2 separate regions of the Homo sapiens genome follow, and region 2 is linked to region 1. The links are chromatin loops, found by intact Hi-C in ENCODE. Cell type or tissue: GM12878. All regions are shown on one strand. Links, peaks and the distances in the headings refer to the core of each region. The heading gives the core; the rest is flanking DNA. Region 1 overlaps PCAT29 (prostate cancer associated transcript 29). Region 2 holds the start of LOC107984788 (a long non-coding RNA gene).

Evidence for each region. A loop is a pair of places that touch in the nucleus more often than their neighbours do. Peaks named below come from ENCODE experiments on the same cell type or tissue, not always from the same donor. Only the 100,000 strongest peaks of a DNase experiment are listed, where the experiment ranks them.
Region 2: it touches region 1 in a loop (5-fold over the local background); 4 of 110 quality-filtered maps call a loop at or near these places.

Annotation. Positions count from the first base shown.
Region 1 is chr15:69,676,098-69,683,722 of GRCh38, forward strand. PCAT29 (prostate cancer associated transcript 29) reads left to right here. Exons shown (of 4, transcript NR_126438.1): 3 at 1,449-1,543. Among named protein-coding and RNA genes, the nearest start is that of PCAT29, 88 kb to the left of the region's middle. RefSeq lists enhancers at 3,479-3,768, 3,817-3,986. In GM12878, for the core only: no CTCF peak of the experiment used is centred there; a DNase peak (open chromatin) is centred at 3,704.
Region 2 is chr15:69,751,428-69,759,052 of GRCh38, forward strand. It overlaps LOC107984788 (a long non-coding RNA gene), which reads left to right and starts at 522. Exons shown (of 3, transcript XR_001751592.3): 1 at 522-1,089; 2 at 4,729-4,779. In GM12878, for the core only: no CTCF peak of the experiment used is centred there; a DNase peak (open chromatin) is centred at 4,354.

The sequences.
Region 1 (7,625 bases), core at 2,693-5,192:
CTGATGATGCTAAAACTAGGCTTTTAGAACTGGAAAAAAAAAAAAAACAGTTTTTGCAAATCAAAAGCCTTATCTTTCAAGAACTTGTCTCTGCTATGAGTACCAAAGTTCTATTTTGAAATGAAAAGAGTTGACTGTTTCTCTTCTCCTCACATTCCGTGTTCCTGATCTAACAGTCCTAATCTTGCTTGAGGCCAGGCACCTTCGCCTTGGGTACATGGGTGTGGGAAGTATGATCTTCCTGCTGTGGCATCAATGGCCCTTCAGCTCCCCGCAGCCTTCCTAAGTTCTGCAGGGGAATAGGAGAAAACAATTTTGGAGTTGGGGCACCCAACTAGTGGCAGAAATAGTCCCACTTCTGCCACTCAATTGTTGTGCGACCTAGGGAGTGGCTGAATCCTTTTGAACCTCGCTTTTCTTATCTGCAAAATGGGGAGAGCAACAACCACCTCTCAAGGTTGTTTCAGGATCAAGGCAGATAACATATGTGAAAGTGCTTTGCAAATCACAACGTATGGTATAAACATGAAGCATCATTACTTTCCAGTGTTCTTAACTTCTTTGTGTAGTTTTCCCTGCCAAAGGCTTCTGTCTTGAGCTCGCATGGCAATTTGCTCACAGAGCCATGAACGTATTGTATTGTGCCGAACTTATATTTTAACATGTCTGCTGGCTTGCACTGTTTGTGAGTGCTTGGAGGGCAGGGACCACACCTATGTGATCTTGGCACCTCTTGCCTTCAGCCAGTGTCTGAAGTAGGTGCCCAGCATGTGTTTGTTGATGAAGGGGTAGACACTTAGCAAGTACTCAGTAGATTCATGTAATATAAATAAATAATTAGCCAGGAGCAGCAATGGGCTGGAACTTCTGTAGACTAGTGGTTTTCAACTGGGAACAATTTTGTCCCCTTCCTCCCAGTGGGTATTTGGCAATCGGAAGATGTTTTTGGTTGTCATAACTTGGGGAGTGCTACAGATATCTAGTGGGTAGAAGCCAGGGATGCTGGTAAACATCCTACAATGACCAGGACAACCCCCTACAACAAACAATTATCCAGTCTAGAATGTCAAGAGTGCCATTGCCTAGAAACCCTGCTGTAAGCTCTCTTTTTAAACAGTCCTGAGAAATAAGTCCTGTGAGTCCAGAATTGGAAGGGAAGCTTAGACTTTGGGTTTAAAAATGATGTCTTGATTATCTTTGATGAATGGAAGGGGGTGGAGATATGGTAGCTAATGATGAAGATTCTGAAAATTATTACTAGCTGGGGGTGGGAGAGGAGAGAGACTTTGGAAAATGTCCAGCTGAAGAAGAGAAGAGGGTTGGCATCGGACAGGATAGGGTGGGGCCCTAGTGTGCTGGGAGGCACTGAAGGAACCTCTGAGTAGAGAAGTTAAGCATGTGTGCTGAGCTCTATGATTGTCCATTAATTCCCTGTCCTCCTTCTGCAGGAGGCACCTGTTGAATTCAGGCATCGGCATGTGACTTGATTTGGTCAATGAAATGTGAGAGAAGTGACATCCACTTTGAGGCAGGCACTTTCCGAGTGAGTATGTACTTCCCCATGTTCCCCAGTGTGGTTGCTTAGCCCAGAATGAGATAACAGCAACATAGAGCATGACCTGTAATTGCCGTGAAGATGAGAGAGAAACAGACCTGGAATGCCTTACACCACTGCAGTTTTTTGGATTATGTTTTATTGCACCATAATCTATCCTATCTTGAGAATGTACTATATTGGGGCTGACGTAGCTGGCAATCCTGTGTAACTGAAGATCAGCTCATCTTTCCTTTCCCCTTTGAATTGGTTTGCACAGGGATCTCTGAGGTGTCTTGGCTAGAGAAGACAAATGCCAAGTGACTAGGACCCCTAATTGTTGTCAACGAAAAGAGTCAGACTCTGTAATGTATTTGGAGGGGTTTATTCTGAGCCAAATATGAGTGATCAATGGCCTGTGACACAGCTCTCAGGAGATTCTGAGAACATGTGCCCAAGATGGTCAGGCTACAACTTGATTTTATACATTTTAGGAGGACATAAATCATCAATTAATATGTGTAAAATACATTGGTTCAGTCGGGAAAGGTGGGACAACCTAATTCAAAGATTTTCTGATTGGTAATTGGTTGAAAGAATTATTATCTAAAGACTTGGAATCAATAGAAAAGAATATCTGGGTTTACGATAAGGGGTTGTGGAGACCAGAGTTTTATCATGCAGATTAAGCCTCCAGGTAGGAGGCTTCAGAGAGAATAGATTGTAAATGTTTTTCTTTCTTTCTTTCTTTCTTTCTTTCTTTCTTTCTTTCTTTCTTTCTTTCTTTTCTTTTCCTTTCCTTTCCTTTCCTTTCCTTTCCTTTCCTTTCCTTTCCTTTCCTTTCCTTTCCTTTCCTTTCCTTTCCTTTCCTTTCCTTTCCTTTCCTTTCCTTTCCTTTTTCCTTTCCTTTCCTTTCCTTTCCTTTCCTTTCCTTTCCTTTCCTTTCCCTTTCCTTTCCTTTCCTGTCTTGCTCTGTTGCCCAGGCTGGAGTGCAGTGGTGCAATCTCGGCTCACTGCAACCTCCACCTCCTGGGTTCAAGCGATTCTTGTGCTTCAGTCTCCTGAGTAGCTGGGATTACAGGTGTCTGCCACCATGCCCAGCTAATTTTTGTATTTTTAGTAGAGATGGGGTTTCACCATGTTGACTAGGCTGGTCTGGAACTCCTGACCTCAAGTGATTCACCTGCCTCAGCTCCCAAAATGCTGGGATTACAGGCATGAGCCACTGCACCCAGTCAAGAATAGACTGTAAATGTTTCTTATCAGATTTAAAGAGTCTTCTATCAGTAATTCCAAAAGGGAGGAGGGTATAATGAGGCATGTCCAGCTCTCTGTTCCCATCATGTCCTGAATTCATTTTTCAGGTTAACTTTGGAATGCCCTTGGCCAACAGGAGGGGTCCATTCAGATGGCTGGGGGAACTTAGAATTTTATTTTTGGTTTATACAGTCCATCTGCATTCTCAAAGCTCCAGGAGGCAGGAGCCATGGTGGGTCCAGGGGAAGGCAACTGACACTCCAAAACTCCCTTCTCACTGCTGCTTCAATGCCAGCTTCACAGAAAGATATATGATGGTTCTATTTATTTAGTTATCACAAATGTCACTATTATCACAGAAGACATTAATTTTTAAAAGAAAAGGAAGAAAATATGTCACATTTCTGTTTTGTGCATATGCTGATTGAATGAAAAGTTTATATCAGATGCCAACTTAAAATAAGGACATATAAATATTTAATTGTTTATATGTATGTATACATTGCTGTATAGACAATATTTATCTATACAGTTATAGAGCACTGATTCTCAGCTGAGGGGTGATTTTTACTTTCCAGGGAGACATTTGGCAATATCAGGAGACATTTTTGGTTGTCCCAGCTGAGGGCTTGGGGGTACTCCTGGCATCCAGTGGGTAGAGGCCTGGGATGCTGCTAAGCATCCTTCAGTGTACAGGGCAGTCCATATTATCTGAACTGTGCTGAGGTTGGGAGAGCCTGGCCTGGATGTACATCTAAAGCCAGGAGTTCTGGGGCTGTTTTGTGTGAAGCCATGAGTGCTGGCATCATTCTTCAGAGCATCATTGACACACATCTGCTTGATTCATTTCACGTCCCCACCTTGGCTGACTCATCTAGAAGAAACCACAAGTCACAGATCAGCGAGGGGCCAGCCCTCACGGTCCTTACAAGACAGCCTCGATGGCACTGGGGTTCCCCTGGGAACACACATGGTCAAGCATAGCTGCCTTGCTCAGCTCTCAGGATGACAACTATTTACACCTAGTGTGCTTTATAGCACACCTGGGATGGGAGTTGCAACGGCGGAAAGGTAACGGTGTGGGAGGAAGGGAGTGAGAAGGGGAACCGGAGAAGGGAGGGCCAGTCATGTTAGTTTTATGAAGATATGACAATTAGCGCATCATTTAAAACATTGCTCATAAGGATTGCTTATGCACAATTTGTCTATATATGAAGATATTGAGATATGTGATTTTATAGCTACAGCTATATGTAATATATGTGTGTGTGTGTGTGTATACACACATTAGTAATGAGGTGAAACATTTACTGTCCTAACAGCTGGAACTAACATTCCACATGGAATGGGAACTGACTTTGAGACACTTTCTGGATAAGTCACTGGACTGGAGAGAGAAACTTGGAGGGCAAATGCCCCAGCTGGACTCCCAGAGAATAAGCTAGCTTGTTGCTGAAGATGGAAACCTTCTCACTTTTGCTCCTGAGAGGGGAGATTAGAAAAAAAAATAGAAAGGAAACAAAAAACAGAGAAAAAGAAGGAGGAAGACAGAGTAGCCAGAAAGATGATGAGATGCTAGGATGCTTTATGGGTGGCAGAGCCCGTGAGAAATGTGTGGTGGGTTTTGGGGACGGGGTGAAGTGGGAAGGCCTTTAGGAAGCAGACTGTGGTGCTACTTTGCCACTTTTCTAAGTGGGAGAGAAAAAAAGAATGAGAGTGTGGCCCTAGAACATTTGTCATGCAGTGTGCTCAGAGCTATATTAGGATGTCTTTCCTGTCCTGTCTGATGCTCTATGTGGCAGGTTTGAGCTGCCCAGGGAAGAGACTCAGCCTCCAGGGCCCTCTCTTCCCCTGTGCCCTGCTCCATACCTCCATGTGGTGCATGAGGGAGGGCCCAGGAGGCTGAGGCCATGCTGGGGCCCTAAGCTCTGGCCTAACCAAGTGAAGTCTCAGGGGAGACCTTGAACCATAAGGCAGGGTTTAGTGTTTCCAGCCACACGGATCTAGATGTTAAGGAAGCTAGGGAGCTCCAGCTGACAGGTGGGGAACCAGACTTACTCCACCAAACGATTAGACCAGATGCCAACTCATTTCCAGATCTCATTGCCAAAGATACTAGAAAAGCCCTTAGGTAAAACAAAGCGAGGAATTGGAGGCAGACACAAATCCACCAAGTGGAGAATCCACACACTTGCAGCAATGACACTAATGCTTTGAAGGAGGCAAATTTCTCAGACTTGTCACATATTTATTTGCAGTTTCAGTCTCTAGAGATTCCAGAGTCTGGGATCTGGACTGGGGTGAAGGGAGGCATGGTTTTGCCACAGCCTGCCCTGTACTGCTGAATTCTCCTGCGCGTGCTCAAGTGCTTGCAAATGAAAGGTCATCTGGGCCTTGATCAGTCGTGTGGCCTGTGGATGGTGAGCAGCCTGGCAAAGGCAGAGGTCTGTGAGGTGGGGGCAGTGGGGCTCCGTGGGCAGGTTTGCCATGCCTGAGCACCAGGTCCCTACTCTGACACAGGCACACCACAGAGATATTGCAGGTTTGGTTCCAGGCTACCACAATAAAGCAAATATCACAATAAAACAAGTCACACAATTTTTTTGGTGTCCCAGTGCATATAAAAGTTGTGTCTGCATGATACTGTTGTCTATTAAGTAAGCAATAGCATTGTCTAAAAAACAATGTACATACCTTAATTAAAAATACTTTATTGATAAAAAATGCTAACGATCATCAGAATCTTCAAGTCGTCATAAACATTTTGCTGGTGGAGGGTCTTCCTTCAGTGTTGATGGCTGCTGACTGATCTGGGTGGTGGTTACTGAAGATTGGGATGACAGTGGCAATTTCTTAAAGGACAAAAACAATGAAGTTTGTTGCATCAATTGACTCTTCCTTTCAAAAAAGATTTCTCTGTAGCTTTTGACAACATTTTATCCACAGCAGAACTTCTTTCAAAATTGGAGTCAATCCTCTTAATCCCTGCTCCCGCTTTATCAACTAAGTTTGATATTCTAAATACTTTGTTGTCATTTGAACGATGTTCATAGCACCAGTAGATTCCACCTCAAGAAACCACTTTCTTTGCATATCTGTCAGAAGCAACTCCTCATCTGCTGAAGCTTTATCATAAAATTGCAATGATTCAATGTCATCTTTAGGCTCCACTTGTCATTTTATGTCTCTGCCACTTCTGCAGTTACTTCCTGCACTGAAGTCTGAAGCCCTCAAAGTCATCCATGAGAGTTGGAATCCACTTCTTCCAAACTCCTGTTAATGTTGCTATTTTGACCACGTTCTATGAATCACAAGTGTTCTTATGGCATCTAGAAGGGGAAATCCTTTCCAGGAAGATTTCAATTTATTTTTCCTAGATCCTTCCAAGGAATCACTATCTATGACTGCTAAAACTTTTAAAAAATTATTTCTTAAATAATAAGACTTGAAAGTTGAAATTACTCTTTGAGCTAAGGGCTGAGATTGGATGTTGTGTTAGCAGGCATGAAAACAACATCAATTGTACATCTCTTTATACATCTCCATCAGAGTTTTTGGGTGACCAGGTCCATTGGCAATGAACAGTCATATTTTGAAAGGAATCTTTTTTTCCTGAGCAGTAGGTCTCAAAATTGGGCTTAAAATATTCAGTAACCCATGTTGTAAACCAATGTGCTGTCATCCAGGCTTTGTTGTTCCACTGATAGAGCACAGGGAGAGTAGATTTAGCATCGTTCTTAATGGCCCTAGGATTTTGGTGATGGTAAAGGAGGAGCATTGGCTTCAACTTAAAGTCACCAGCTCCATTAGCCCCTGATAAGAGAGTCAACCTGTCCTTTGCCATGGAAGTCAGGCACTGACTTTTCTTTTCTTTTCTTTTCTTTTTTTTTTTTTTAATTATTTTGAGATGGAGCCTCACTCTGTTGCCCAGGCTGGAGTGCAGTGGCATGATCTCATCTCACTGCAACCTCTTGCCTCCCGGGTTCAAGCAATTCTCCTGCCTCTGCCTCCCGAGTAGCTGGGACTACAGGCGCATGCCACCACGCCCGGCTAATTTTTGTATTTTTAGTAGAGATGGGGTTTCACCATTTTGGTCAGGCTGGTCTTGAGCTCCTGACCTTGTGATCCACCCGCCTCAGCCTCCCAAAGTGCTGGGATTACAGGAGTGAGCCACCATGCCCAGCCGACTTTTCTTTATCTATGAAAGTCTTGGATGGCAACTTCTTCCAAGAGTAGGCCGTTTCATCTTCATTGAAAATCTGTTGTTTAGTGTAGCTACTTTCATCAGCCATCTTAGCTAGATCTTCTGGATAACTTGCTGCAGCTTCTCTGTCAGCACTTGCTGCTTCACCTTGCACTTTTATGTTCTGGAGATGGCTTCTCTCCTTAAACCTCATAAACCAACCTCTGCTAGCTTCCAACTTTTCTTCTACAGCTTCCTCAGCTCTCTCAGCCTTCATAGAATTGAAAGAGGATTAGGCTCTGGATTAGGCTTTGGCTTAAGGGAATGTTGTGGCTGATTTGATCTTTCATCCAGACCACTCAGACTTTATGTCAGCAATAAGGCTGTTTCACTTTCTTATGATTCGTGTGTTCACTGGAGTAGCACTTTTCATTTCCTTCAAGAATTTTTCCTTTGCGTTCACAACTTGGCTGTTTGCTGTGAGAGGTCTAGCTTTCAGCCTCTCTTGGCTTTTGACGTGCCTTCCTCACATGCTTCATCTTTTCCAGCTTTTGATTGAAAGTGAGAGACTGTGACTCTTTTTTCCACTTGAATACTTAGAGGCCATTGTAGGGTTATTAATTGGCATAATTTCCATATGTATGTGTTTCA
Region 2 (7,625 bases), core at 2,816-5,315, 75 kb after region 1:
AAGCTCCAAGTAGGACCCTGAGCAAGGCAGTGCCTATGGGGATGAGAACAGCCTGGCTTGTCTGTGCTAACAAGAAGTCCACTCTCCCCCTAAAATATTCCAGGGAAGGCAGACCTTCTGAGAGAAGTTTCAGGCAGCTGGGCTGTCAGAATGATGAGTTCTGCAGACCAGCAGCTGAATGAAAGAAGAAAAATGTCCCAACAAGCCCCGTTTCACTGCCCTTGACCTTGCAGTAGAGCTCTAAGTGCAAAATCTGTCATCTATTAATCTGCTAGAAGTTGACAAAAGGGACTTTGATCAGGGGTTGTTTTTTCTCCCCTTCTTAAGTTTCCTGATGACACATAATAGCCCATTTCAGCCGTAGGCCCGGAAGCACGGCCATCATTCTTTTGCTCACTTCAACCCCAGTGGCCTCCTCCCCTCTGTGGCTTTCCCCCATCCCCTGCCCTGATATTAATTGGCCTGTAAGTGGTTACATGTGTTTCTTTTTATGTGTCAGTTGGAACCCGTTATTTGAACTTCACAGCTATTTGGGAACACAGAAAGGATTCTCTGGGCCCGAGTTGGAAAATGGAACCATCTAGAACATGTCACATTTGCTTCTACCTCCTGTTTTTTTTTTTTTTTTTCTTCCTCTATGCCTTGAGGTCTTGATATCTCCCACCCTCACTCCTATTCTATCTCCACTCCTCTGAGTTAGGTCTACCCTAACTTTTTAGACCATGGACATTCACAGCCAGGAGGGACCTTAGGGAGCCTACAAACTTTTCTTCTACAATCTATAGCTTCTTGTTTTAAAGTTAGAGAAACTGAAGCCTAAGAGAGGAAAGCAATTTTTTTTTAATGAAAGTAACATCTGTTTCAGGTCTATTAGGTACAGGTTTCTTACATGTGTTCTCTCATTTTATCCTCAAAATAACTGAGTTAGGAATCACATTGCCATTTTTCAGATGATGAAATGGAGACTCCTGGAGACAAAGCAGAAAGGATGCTTGGGGCGGATTGCCTAGGATTATATTCCATCTCCAGCACTTACCAGCTGTGTGATCTTGGGCAAGTGGTTTACCTTCTCTGTGCTTCAAGTTGCTGGTCAGTAATGGGGCTAACAAAAGTGGCTACTTCAAAATGTTATTATGAGGATTAAATTAAATGATTTTTGGGTACCTAGAACAGTGTCTGGTACACAGAAAGCACTTGTTAAATGTTAGCTGCTGCTGCTCTGAGAGGCAGTGCAGTGCAGCACAGTGGTTTAGCACACTGCTTCTGGAATGAGATGTTCTTGGTTTGAATCTCAGCACACCAGTTACTAGCTATATGAACTTGGGTAAATTACTTATGTTCTCAGTGACTAGTCTCATCTACAAAATAGGAATATTCCTGATGATTGGTTCCTCAGTGAAATGGTTAGCTTCCCACATTATTACCTTGCAGTGAGTTCTGCCAACTGAAAAGCCCTTTTCAACCCTATGGAGCTTTTCATCAGATCTTTAGTGACCCATTTTAAACGTGAGTAGACTTCAAAAAATTACAAGTTACATCATCACAGAGATGAGAAGATATTGCATCTAAGAAAATAAAAATGAATGTAAAAAGAAAGAGTGGGGATCAAATGAGAATAAGACAGAGCTCTTGAAAATTAAAATTAATAGTCCAAAAAAAACCTTAAAAAATAACACATTTGATAGATGAGGAGAATGCTCAGAAAGTAAAACAAAAAGATAAACAGATTGGAAATAGGAAAGAAAGATAAGAAAATTGGAGGATCCATCAAGGATATCCAGCATCCAAAAAGTTAAACGTCCCAAAAAGAGAAAAATGGAGAAAACAAGGGGAAGAAAATATTCAAGGAAAAATACAAAAATAAAATTCCCACAACTGAAGCCATGAGCTTACTTATCGGAATCTACCACATGCTAAACACAGCAAATGACAAAAAGATCCACATCGAGGCAAATTATTAGGAAATTTCAGAATACCATAGATCAAGAAAAAATATCAAAAGCTTCCAGAAAAGAAAAACGAAAAGCAAATAAAAACAAAAACATATATAAAAGATCAGGGTACAGGATGGCGTTGGATTCCTCAACAGTGGCTCAGGAGGCTGACTGAGGCTGTAGAATTCTATACCCAGCCAAACTATTAATTGAGTGTGAGCTTCTCAGCAGCAACACTGAAAACTACAAGCAAAGAAGCAGTATCTTTAAAATTCTGAAGAAAAGTGACTTGTGAAATAGAATTTATGCCCAGCCAAATAGCAACCCACAAGAGCGCTAAAGAATTTTTTAAATGACAGTCCCCCCACATTTTCCTTGCATTCTCCTTGTCTCAGGATGCTGCTGGAGGGACTGTTCTGCTAAAATGAGGCGGTCAACCAAGAAAGAGGAAGACATAGAATCTGCAAAGCAGATGACCTGGTGGAGGAAAAACTGAAGGGATATTAGGATTGTGTGGAGAGATGCTAGGTTTGCAGCAGGGCCCAGGCACAGAGCACCATCTCTTCCTGTCAACAAGGCCCCACTGTACTGTCGCTGGTGCTGTGGATCCCCTGAAAGCAGACTGACTCTCATTCCAGCCCCATCTGTCTTCCCCAGCTACCTCACCCACTGCAGCTCCAAGGCCAGTCTCCTTGCACACCCTCCACAGGGCACATGGAGACTTCTGGAGTCCTCCATGCATCACAGGAATTGAGGAAGACTCTGGCATTCTGTCATCTGCTGTGTTGGTTTAAATGCCCCAGCCCAGTTGCCTCATCTTTTAAAAAGGATAATAATTAGCACCAATGTCACAAGGCCAATGTGAGAGTTTATATTTGCAAAGCACTTAGAATGACATCTGTCACATAGTAATGCAATATCGGTATTTGTTAAAATACATTATGTAATGATGTGAAGGTGAAATAGTAGTAGGCTAGAAATGTGTCACTTTAAACTTTAAAAGCTATGGCAAGTTCATCATCTCCCATTGGTCATGTATACCTAGACACTCCCAAATGGACCTTCCTAAAAGCACTTCAACTTGTGATGCCAGTGCAAGTCTGGCCACATTGATTCCTGCTGAACATAGGTTAGTGATTCCTCCTTGCTCTGTGGAAGAGGTCAGGGTTCTATTCTCAGGCCACTAGGATCTGCTCTGCTGTCCCCTCCAGAGTCACCTTGAACCAACCCTTCCTTCCCACTTGTCCTCCAGCTCTGGAAACTTTCTTCAGCATCCTTTCATAAACTGTGCTCCCTCTTGCTTCAAGACCTTCACCCAAGCTATTCCTTGTGTCTGCGTGGCTCCTCCTGCCACTATCTTCTCCTTCCTTTAGCCAGCTCCTGCTCACCCCTTGAATCTTGTCTGGGTTATCATTTTTTGCAAAGAAGTCTTCCCCAGACCCAAAAGAGATGATAAATCCCGTGATGCATTCTCATCCATGTTACGTTTAATTCTTACATTCAGCATGACCTGCAATTGTTTGGGTCATCCATCCATCCATCCATCCATCCAACAAATGCTTATTGAATGTCTATTGTATGCCAGGTACTTTTCTTGGCCTTAACCATATAGCAGTGAACCAAACAGACAGAACCCCCTTGCCCTGGTCTCTAGCAGTTATTTGATGTATATGTGTTACAAAGCAATCTCAAAACAGATATACCCAATTTGGGGCCCAGCTCTATCACTTCTGTTTCATAAACAATAGAATTTCTTTTCTCGTGTCCACTCTGTGCTGGGCTCCTGCAGTACAGACATAAAAGAGATAATTACCACACGTTTGTCTTTGAGAAAGTTACTTAATGCCTCTGATCCTAATTTCCTATATGAAAATTTTCTCTGCCACCTTTGAGGGGCCATGAGGATTAAATTACTGGACAGTTCTCTCTGTTCATGTAAAAGGGCTGTCGCATATGCAGTTGAACAGCAGAAGCCTCTTAAACAACCTGAGATCAACCATCAAAAACACAAGAGCAAGACTCCTAAGCAGTTCTTTGCTTACCACTATATTCCTAGTGTCTAACAGGTACCTGGAGGAAAGCAGTCTTTAATATATTATTTGTTAAGAAATAAGCCAATGAAATACTGCTACCTTCCCTAGAAAGATGATGGATTGAAGGCACAATCCTACTCCTATGAAACTCATGAAGATCTCCTCGAGCAATGGCAGGAAACAGAGCTGCTGACTAGCAGTTTCGCGGGAGGTTAAAAGAAGAGAAGCCCCACCCAGGCGGAAGGTCGCTGCGGTTTCTTTGGTGAATGATCCGTGCCCCAGCTCTCCCATTTAGACCCTAGTTAATCTGGCTACCCTTGTAACCAGGCCAGCCCTCTAGAATAACAGAGCCTGAAGTGAGGAGGTGGGAGGAACATTCATGAGTGGGTAACCCTGTGACTAATCCAGAGAAACAGTTTCAAGACTGGTGGTTCACCCCAGCCTTGTTTGTGTCTAATTTCCCCAGGGGCAAATCAGCCCCTTCATTTCACTCTGAGGTTTAGGGTTTCCCCTAGAGCTCTTGGTGAGACTCAGCCAGGATGTTTTGCATAAGTGTGGGAAGTCTTGGAGGTGGAAGTAGGAAATGGGGTGGAGAGTAAAGGTGAGACTGGATGGGGGGCACTCTGTCCATCCCCACTTCTGAAAAGCTTTGGCATAATTCAAATCAATTGTTTCTTCCCAGGCTATTTTGCAGAAGAATTAACACCAAAGGAGACAGAAGAATTGAGCCTTTTAAAACAAGTTTTTGTTTTTTTTTCCAGGAGAAAGGTGGGGAGAAAAATAAGAGCTGGAAAACACATGGCCCTAAACAGGTGAGAAGTAATAGGCCCTATCTTTTGTATCTGGGCCAGCCATAATTCTTGACAAATAGTGTGCATTTCACAAATGTTCATCAGTGAGTTGAAAGAACATGGGCTCTCAAAGCAGATCCACCTGGTTTGGGGCCTGGCTCTATCACTTCTGTTTCATAAACGGTGGCCTTTTTTTCCATGTGTCCACTCTGTGCTGGGCTCCTGCAGTACAGACACGAAGGAGGTAATTACTGCACATTTGTCTCTGAGAAAGTCACTCAAGGCCTCTGATCCTCATTTTTCCTATATGAAAATCTTCTCTGCCTCCCTTAAAGGGCCATGAGGATTACGCTGGACAGTGCTCTGTCCGTGACAAAGGGCTGTGGCATCTGCGTGCAGTTAAACAGCAGAAGCCCTCTTGAGCAACCTGCAATGGACCAGCTTGCTAGATTAATGTAGACTCTCCACACTACTCAGCTAGCACTGTGCCCATGCCTGGGATACACTAAACCCTTGAAGCTAGCAGCTCCAACTGAAGCTTCTCTCCAGTTTTCCTGGGCACATATGTTTCCATTGGTTGAGCTGTGTGTGCTTACTGAGGGCTATTTGTATTTCTTCTCAACCTGTACCTGTTACTCTGATTAAATAATGCAATCCATCATTTCATAATGCAATGAAATATGAGTGCAAAAACGTAGAGTTGTTTCTTTGCAAGCTAAAGTGAGTGCTTTGGAGAGAATCAATGCATGCTATAACGGAACAACCTCCTGGTGAATTCAGTGTAAGTGCGATAACTATAAAGGTTAGAGGAAAAAACAACAAAATAGAGTCTTTGGCATTCAGTTTTATATTCTCTTTCACTTTAAAGAAACAGAGACTACATATTGTTGGTGCTACCTCGTGGGCGTGATTTATCTGGGGAAGAATTCCAAACAGCCAACCCAGAGAATCCCCCATTTTCTATGACTGTCTTGGGAAAGTGGGTCTGACAAAGCTGAATCTCATCAGATTCAAGAGGGGGTGTTCGGTGGCTTTAATGCTTCTCCGTAAAGTGGATGGGAGAGTGTCAGGGCTAACTCAAGCCACAAAGGGTTCTGAGAACCTCAGAGCTGGGAAGGGCTTCATGTTCACTGGGCCCAGGCATCCCCTGGGGTGGGCACCTCCACCGCAGTCCCACTGCCAGGTGGCTGCCCAGGCTCCTGACTGATGCCCCAGTGACTCAACACCACTGAGACCTGGTTCGGTTTGAGTCGTATTCTGGTAAGCGTGCCTGACTCACTCTGCTCTCCCTTCTCTGTGCTCCTTGATGTACCCTCCTTTACCCCCAGGTGAAAAAGCTCCATTAACTTTGTCACAGCAGGTCCAGAAAGAAGCTAACACTGTAATATGAATTAGCTTAATATATTCTCAAGGTACCTATTTTCCCAGCAGGACAAGGCCTGCTTATCCTTTCAGATAATTCTTCATTCTTTCCTAGGGCCTTCCCATCTCTCCTAGCCCCAAGATCCAGGTCCTTCATCCAAAAGACCTACCCTAGGCCCCATTTCTGCACATTTCCGGCAAGATTCTGCCTGATCACTGCCTCAAGTTGATAGGACAAAATATTGTACCTGGGATCAATAAAAATTCTAATTCTAGCACTTTTTTTTTTTTTTTTTGAGACGGAGTTTTGCTCTTGTTGCCCAGGTTGGAGTGCGATGGCGTGATCTCGGCTCACTGCAACCTCCGCCTCCTGGGTTCAAGTGATTCTCCTGCCTCAGCCTCCCAAGTAGCTGGGATTATAGGCAGCTGCCAACATGCCTAGCTAATTTTTGTATTTTCAGTAGAGATGGGGTTTCACCATGTTGGTCAGGCTGGTCTCGAACTCCTGACCTCAGGTGATCTGCCTGCCTTGGCCTCCCAAAGTGCTGAGATTACAGACATGAGCCACTGTTCCCGGTCTAATTCTAGCACTTTCTAACTCTTAGACCTTGGCTTACATAATTAATGTTTCTAAAAGCTGTGATTTTTTTCATTTGCATAATGGAAATTGAAATAGCTCATTGTGATGGTTCTTCATTCAACATGTTTTTAAAGTCCCTACGAGGTGCTCAAGCACTCTGCTGCTGTGATACTGTGGGTACATGACTGGGAAAGCCAGAGGCCATCTGATACAGCCACAGGAATGAAGCTTTGCTGGTTGATAGATGGGATAATGCAGGGGTTGGCAAACTTTTTCTGTAAAGCGCCAGATAGTAAATATTTTAGGCTTTATTCTGCCATAGTAGTGCAAAAGCAGCCATAAACAATATATAAACAAATGGGTGTGGCTCTGTGCCAATAAAACTTCACAAAAAACAAGCAGCAGGCTTTGGCTTGTAGGAAGTAGTTTGCCTACTGCTGGGCTAAAGGTTAATGTTTGTGGATTGAGGGTCAGTTCCAGATCACTCCAAGAAGGTGGCTTCAGATGATGAACATGTGGACTTAGGCTGGCATGCTGGGAGTTCTTCAGGAGGGCCTCCAAATGCATCATTCCTCTTGCTTATGCAGAGCTGGACGGGTTAGATCTCAAGCTGGCTTAATTAACTTTCCAGGCCTTCTTCCTTAATGGCAAAGTACAAATTCAGTAGCATTCAGTGGCCCCTTATAACAGACACAGTAAGTATGACAAAGATACAACCCAGCCTACACTACTGGGATGACAGGGAAAAGTCATCCCAGCAGGGTTTAACTAGTGGTTTCCCAAACTTGAACACTCATTGAATCACTCAGGATGCTTGTTAAAAATACAGATTCCTGGACCCCTACTTTAGAATGATTATTTCAAGCTATAGAGATGACCTGGGGATTCTGGACCATTAGCATGTGGACCAGATGATTTTAAAGGA